2 separate regions of the Homo sapiens genome follow, and region 2 is linked to region 1. The links are chromatin contacts, found by Hi-C or POLR2A ChIA-PET in ENCODE. All regions are on one chromosome and are shown on one strand. The core of a region is the stretch at or near the end of the contact, and the rest is flanking DNA. Distances in the headings are between cores, read along the strand shown.

What was found. A loop is a pair of places that touch in the nucleus more often than their neighbours do. ChIA-PET counts read pairs that join two places held with the same protein, here RNA polymerase II (POLR2A). Pooled maps may share reads with other maps.
Region 2: a pooled map shows a loop between it and region 1 (3-fold over the local background). The contact joins the enhancer-like site here to the promoter of SLC43A2 in region 1. A Hi-C loop is called at or near these places in 1 of 168 maps with a recorded cell type or tissue (vagina) and 1 of 50 pooled maps. POLR2A ChIA-PET finds 5 or more read pairs at or near these places in 2 of 52 experiments (H1 and HEK293).

Annotation. Positions count from the first base shown.
Region 1 is chr17:1,627,005-1,630,565 of GRCh38, reverse strand. SLC43A2 (solute carrier family 43 member 2) reads left to right here and starts at 1,732. Exons shown (of 14, transcript NM_152346.3): 1 at 1,732-1,772; 2 at 2,646-2,851. The coding sequence starts at 2,692. RefSeq lists enhancers at 2,484-3,021, 3,022-3,559.
Region 2 is chr17:2,213,893-2,217,453 of GRCh38, reverse strand. All of the region lies in intron 10 of SMG6 (SMG6 nonsense mediated mRNA decay factor), which reads left to right. Among named protein-coding and RNA genes, the nearest start is that of SMG6, 88 kb to the left of the region's middle. RefSeq lists enhancers at 1,082-1,291, 1,654-2,502, 2,857-3,561 and a silencer at 1,602-1,651. Within about 2 kb of position 1,758, at least 33 of the 41 ENCODE cell types and tissues checked have a DNase peak (open chromatin) inside an H3K27ac peak, as active enhancers do.

The DNA.
Region 1 (3,561 bases), core at 483-2,982:
TCATGCCACCACACTCCAGCAGTCTGGGTGCCTGAGATCCTGTCTCAAAAAAAAAAAAAAAAAAAGAAAAAGAAAAAAGACAGGGTTCTTGGTATCTAACTTCAGTAGACAGTAGTAGTATGGTTATCTGAGAGAAAATGTGGAGGACAGTTCTGGGGGATATTTGAGGCATGTTTGAGCCCTGCAGCGCCGTCAGGCTGCTCAAAGAGGAGGGAAGGGTGAAGAAAGAGATTTTTCAGATGGCAGTTGAAACCTTGGGAGTGGGAAGGGTTCCACAGGGTGAGGAACCGGGTAGGCTACCAGCTGGAGCCGCCCCCCAGCAGGCTGACAGCTCCAAGCGTTGTCTGGGGGAGGTTGCCCTCGCCAGGTGGCCCGGGCGGATTCTAGACAGTAGGGGGCACACTCGGACTGGGGCAGGTGGAGCAAGAGGCGTTTGGGGCTCCCACAGCCCTGGGGTGGTGGTGGGGTTTTATTTTTGGTTTTTATTTTGGTAGAGATGGTTCTCGCCATGCTGCCCAGGCTGGTCTCAAACTCCTGTCCCCAAGTGGCCCTCCGACCTTAGCCTCCCAAACCGCTGGGATTCCAGACGTGGACACCGCGCGGCAGCCCTGGGGTGCTAAGCCAGCCCCCCGGAGCGAGCCAGGGTGACCAAGGCGATTCTGGGGCAGTCAGAGGGTCTTCCCGGGTCGGGTTAGTGCCTCGAATCCGGGGGACGAAGACGGGGAGCTGAGCTTTCGGAGCCCGGGCTTATCAGACGGGGACCCGGAGCCCCCTCGAACCCTCCCTAGCTTGTACCAGCTGGCGGACGTGGCCCGTAGCATCGCCCTGCAGAGGGGACCTTCCCTGAAAGGGACGGGGAACGGGGTGAAGGTGGCCAGCGCGGGCAGGGAGCACCCAGATGACGATCAAGGGTGGAGGGTCCCCGGAGGACCGAGCAGTGCGTGAACACGGGCGGAGAAAGGTCAGTCTGATGGGGGGAGCTCAGGAGACCCCATCCTAGGACGGGACAGACCAGCCCCAAATCCCCTTGCAGATTTCCAAGGGCCAACTTCCAGGGACCGGGCAGACGCCACCGGGGAGAGGGGAAGGGGTCGGTGCATCAGCGGGGGGCGCCACGGCTGGACCGGGTCCGGGATCCCAGGCCCCGAATACGCCGGGACGGGAACCACCGGGGCGGGGGAGCGAGGAACCAGGACCCAAAGCCCGAGGCGGCGGGGACGGCGGCGCTGCGTGGGGAGGAGGCGGGGTGGGGATTCGAGAGTGGAACCACCGTGCGGAGCCGGCGCATCTGGGCGTGGTGACCCGCGCGCAGGGGGCAGCTGGGGACGGCGGGGCGGCCGCGGGAGAGCCCGGCTGGGGGCGCTGGTGGCCCGGCGGCTTCTGGGGGGAGTCCGCTGGGGGCCGGGACGCGGAGCCGGAGCCCCAGCCTCGCAGGGTCAGGCCGCTGGAGAGGCCGCGGGGCGATGTCGCCGGGGATTCCCGGCCGCGCTGTGACTCGGGTTGAAGGCTGCAAAGCCGAGGCCCGGCCCGCAGCGCCCAGGCCCCTCCCGTCCCCCATCTCTCTTGTTTGTCTCCGAGTCCGGCCGGAACCGGCTTCTGCTCGCGGCGGGGCGGGCGGGGGGCTGGCTGCTGATTGGTCGACGCCTGTTTCCAGCCCCGCTCAGCCAATCAGCGGGCGGCAGTGTTTTCTTCTTGGGGTCGGAATAAAAGGGCTGGAATAAAAGAGGGCAGAAAAGGCGCCGGGCGGGCCCGACACACGCCGGAGGAGCCGGGTGAGCTGCAGCAGGGAGGGGATCGCGGCCGGGGCGAGGGCGCGGGGGCAGAAGCGGCCGCCGAAGGGGCGTAGGGAGAAAACGTGGGAACGAGGAGAGAGATGGAGCGATGAGGGGCCGCCAGGGAAGAGATGACGAACAGATGCGGGCTGGGGAATGGAGGCGCGGGGGTCCGAGGCCATGGAAACGGGCGAGTTGCCGGGGGAACGCCCGAGATGGGGGTCGCGCGGCTGGCTCGCGCCACCGGTTTGAACCGGCTCCTCGTCTCCCACGCTGGGTTCGCGTGGCCGCAGCGCCTAGCGACCTAGACGGCGGCCAATGGCGCGGCAGTTCCTGCGCCGTCCGGCCAATGAGCGCGCCGGGGCGGGCCGTTCCGTAGGTCTGGGCGCTGATCTTGTGGTTGAAGAAACCAGCTCTGGGGAAGGGTCTCGGGCGCGGGCGGGAGGGCACCTGTCAGGGTCCCTGGGAGAGGCAGCCCTCGGATCTGCCCCTGCCCACCTCACGCTGCGTTCCATGCTGGCCCCAGGCGATGTCAGTCCTGCTGCAGGCCAGGACTAGTTCCACGGCCCTGAGCATGCGTTAGCCCCTTCTTGCCTCCATGCCTCAGTTTACCTCGGAGTGAGCTGCGGGAGACGTCTCCCTGCCTGGCCGGGGCGGCTCTGTCGTAGCGGAGGGCAGCGGTACGAGCCGGCCGCGGGCTCGGGGTGTCCCAGGTCCGGGCAGGGCTGGGGTTCGCTTCCTCTGCTGCGCGCACCGGCCGCCGCGGCCGGGGAGGGGTGGCAATCCCGAGCCCTGCGGCAGCGGTCGGGGCTGCTGGGGGCGGCCGCAGGGGCTGGGCAAGGGCCGGCCGCTGACGCCGAGTTCTGTGCGCAGGTGGTGCAGAGCCGGAGCCGGAGCCGGAGCCGCGCCGCGCCGCACCATGGCGCCCACCCTGGCCACTGCCCATCGGCGCCGCTGGTGGATGGCCTGCACGGCCGTGCTGGAGAACCTCCTCTTCTCGGCAGTCCTCCTGGGCTGGGGCTCGCTGCTCATCATGCTCAAGTCAGAGGGCTTTTACTCCTACCTGTGTACCGAGCCAGGTGAGACAAGCGCCTGGGGTTGCGGGGGGCTCCTGGAGCTGGGGCTTTGGGAGGGGGCGGGATGGGGGCGAAGACCTAGCGAGCCACAGCACCGCATTGCCCAGTGCCTCTAGGGTATCAGAAGGCCCATCTGATCCTCACCCAGCCCTGCCGGGTACTTGTCATTGCCCCTGTTTTGTGGACGAAGACATCGAGGCTCAGAGCGATCTGTCTTGCGCAAGGCCGCAGAGCCTGGGCCTGCCATCCACCCAGAACCCCACCTGCTGTCCAGGGTGTTCCTTCCACCCGCTACGAACAGTGCTGGACTGCTCTCCTCTCCTCCCAGCCCTGGAACATAGCTTGGCTGGTAGTAAACATGTTGCTGTCTGCTTGTGAGAAAGAGGAACTCCAGATTAAGGGGCTGGGGTGCAGCAGGAGAGGAAGTGGCCTTGCCTCCACCCCAGGGAGGGCTCATCTAGAATCTAGACGTTCCTCAGGCCATTGTGGAGTCTCCTAAGTGCTTGCTGGACACAATTTCTTGTCTATTTTTGCTGCCTTATGATTCTCCAAAGGACATTTCCCCCACGGGCTCTGAGGACATCTCCGTGGCTTTCCAACCCCATGGGGATGAAGGGGAAGAGAAGAAAGGAACGTTTATGGAAATGATGCTAGGGTTGTTCTCTCCTCTTTGCCTTGTCACTGGAATTGCTGAAGGCAGGCTGAGGATGCTT
Region 2 (3,561 bases), core at 509-3,008, 590 kb before region 1:
AGACCGTGTGGCTTCATGGTTATGAACTTTGCAATTGATCACATTTTGGTAAAATAATATATATTATACATATATTAATTTTAATAGACTGATGGATATCCATCAAAACTTACCCATGATTCTCTAAGATGGTAGAATTAAACATGTTTTAAATTTTCTTTTTTCTCTGTATTTTTGTAGTTTTCTGAAATTATCACAATACTTTAGTAATAATGTATTGTGTAAATGTATTTTTAAAAATTATAATGATAAAAAGAAATATTTGAAATTAGATAAAACTAGGTTCTAATTCTGATTGTTTACTTGCTGTGTTATGCAAATTACTTAACCATTTCCAAACCTGTTTCTACGTCCAGTACCTTGTGGATGGAATACATTTAATAAATGTTTGTTGAATTAAACTTTCCTGCCATAATGTGTTCGCCACTGATTGCCAGTGTTTCTCCCCTTCCCATAAAGGAAGATTCTGTTTCTTATTTTGAACTTGAATTTCAAAAGAAGCAACTTAGGTTTTGAGGGTATACCAGTTGTCTTGTTTTTTTTTGACATTTTGACATTACTGATTCTTCTAACTCTTCCTGCATTCCAGAAGAACTAACAACCTCATAGATCAATTAGGGAATATTTAGCTCATCTTGAAAATGGAATTATTTTAGCTTCATAAAATGCATAAATCCCTCAACTAGAGTATGTCTCCATGGGGACAAGAGACTATATAATATTTTAGCAAATTCCTAACAATGTTCAAGGCTAACTCCAAAATTAGATGCTTATTCTCACAAAAAAGGGCCAGAAATTTTGAAAAAGTTAGGTGCCTAATCAGTGATTGATTGATTGATTTTCTAAGGTCTGAAAATGTATAAAGAGTTTAGGCAAATAAGAAATTAACAGATTGTTGATTTAAAAAAATTATGTCTTATAGGTAAGTATTTGTGCCTTGCAAAATGTTAATACCTTAGAATTATATTTTTAAAAAATTCTGTAAGACTTCCATGATGATGAAGTCATCAGAATCCCTTTGAGATGGTAATGTTACAGTAGACTGCTTTGAGAAATCACGGTTTAAATCTTCAGCCTACTTTTTCCCCCCCTTTTCTTAGCCCCAAACTGTGGGGACCTCTCTCTCTCCCTCTGAAGACAGTAGAAAGCCAAATCTGTAAAAAAAATTCCTATTACCTCACTAATGCTCTTGACCCCATTCCTTGGATACCTTGGTTGGTCCCTTCCAAGGGAGATTGGGGTAGCTGCTTTACCATCGTGGTACCTGCCATCTGAGTTTCCACCTTGCCCGAGATCCCTGAAGGCCAAAAATTTCTGCCTACTGGGAAGAGGCAGAAATACCTCTATGTGTGCGCTGTTTCTTTAAAAGAAAGTGTAGCGGAAGTGATGCTGCGGGGAACATCTGCACTCAGGGCTGAGGGAGAGCGCGAGATGCACTGCAGCTGGTGTAAGGCCCTGGCAGGCTGAGGCGCTGCTGTCTATAGGGGTTTACTTCTGTCTGCATTGAAACATGGCTTGGGAAGGGGTTGGTGGCCTGCTGCCAGCCTCGGTTAGCCTGCCCTTCTCTTTCCTCTTTCCTCCTCGCCGCCCCCCACCCACCCTCACTCCCCTCCCTCATGCTTTAAAGTCGCATTTCCAGGCCAGACGTAGAATTAATCTCTGGGCACTTCACATTGCTGGCAGCTGAAAGCAGGATGTGGGATCTTTTTTTCTCTCTCTTTCTCTCTCTGCGTCTTGGCTGACTTTTTTACCTCTCGAAGAATTTGGAAGGCCGTGAGATCCCCCCCCACACACACAAGTACTGTGGAGTTTTTCAGCACGCTGATCACCCTGCTGCGGCTTCACCCTAATAGACTTCATATGTTGATGCAGTTGACATCAGTATCAAACTATTTTACATGTGATCTGGTGTATTTCCTGAGGAAATCTGCAAGATATTTATTAAGAACTAATAAAATAAACCTCTCCATGAGTTTTTAGGTAGTTTTCAATTTTTCATGTCTGTCTCGTTTCCTCTTATCAATGAGTTGCTATTTTCTCTCTCTACTCTGACCATCGCAAAAGGAAACAAAAATAAATGTTTTAAACTGTTCCTGAAGGGACAGAGAGAGAATAGTTCTGCCATGATGTATCAGCCGGGACTGTATTTTTAGTGCAGCATTGTAGAAACTAAAAATATCCTGTTATAGTAGATCCTTTTTATAGGTCTGTGTGTGTGTGTGCGCGCGCGTGTGTGTGTGTTTATAATGTACGCACAAGTGCCTTTGTGCATCAGCAGCCACTCTTCACATTACAGCTGGACTCCATTAGTCCTTGAAAATTAATGTAATCCTAGTTAAGAAAAAAATTAATTACTGTACCAGAGCTGTGTTTTATCCAAAGCTAGTGTTAGCTCCCTAGCTGGCAGCTTAGTTTGAGAGGCTCCAGGGCCCCGTGGAGTTGTGGCTTTGGTATCGCAGCATTGGCTGCTGTGTTTTTCCTGTCGAGAGCATTCCTCAGTTCTTTAGGGCTAGACATGTGGCATGCAGAAAGTAACCACAGACCCCTCTGCCTCAGTGAAATATTATGTTCCAGTCTGGTCATCCCCCAAAATGGTGTCCGTCACAGGTTTCACTCACCTGCCATAGCAGGTTTTCTTATCAGGTTTCTTTCCAAGAGAGCTACTTCGACAGCGGTATCTCTGTTCATGTTCTTGAGAGGAGAAATAACATTTATCAAAGTCCAGGAGACACATGGAATTTAACCGGGAGGATTTTGCATGGACAATTAAGAATGACAGTCACATTTTGCCCTTACTTTTTGTTTAAGGATTTGACTAGTTTGTTTAATATACACCTTTTATTATAAATGAGTGTGTCAGCGTTGACTGCCGGTTTCTAGTCAGACTTCTCAGCACCAGCCCTGGGTGAGGGGCTGACTGGCTCAGCATGTGAGTAACGTCTCCAGCTTTGTCATCAGTGTTCTGGGAAGAGATACGGGGCACAGCCGAGAAGCCGTTGCCGTCCACCTCGCCTTCACTCTGCAGCTCTTGTGCAATTGCCTGCTCTGTTGTTGTTTGTTTTTCTTCTTCGGGAGCCTGGATTGGGGTGGGGGGGATTGAGAGTGGGGTAGGTAGGAAGATTGCTGTTTCTTTGCTGGTCAGACTCTCCAGGCTCTCTGCGGAGAGTCCAGGCAGGATCTGTCTGACTTGGATTGCAGTTCTCTTTTTCTGCTGAGCTGGGGTGTGGGCAGCCTAGGCCTGTGTAACTCGTGACAGGCCTCCCAAAGTGCCATGATGGCATGGATCCTCGTGGAGCTGTTGAGAACAAAAACAGGGTTAGTGACCTTTTGTTTCTTTTTGGGCATGGGTTCTGAGACTTATCTCTGGGCCTTATGTTCCTGCTAGTGACTCTAGGTCCCCCGGTCCTCTCCCCATCATCCCCTGGCTGACAAATGGTTGAACTCTCAGCTTCCTGTACTTGATCCCCAAACAGTGTAGTTCAGTAAAAGTAGTAATTAGGGCTTTTACAAATTTATTTTATTAGTGAAGAGAGTTGGTAGGTAATGGGCTGTAATTCTAAC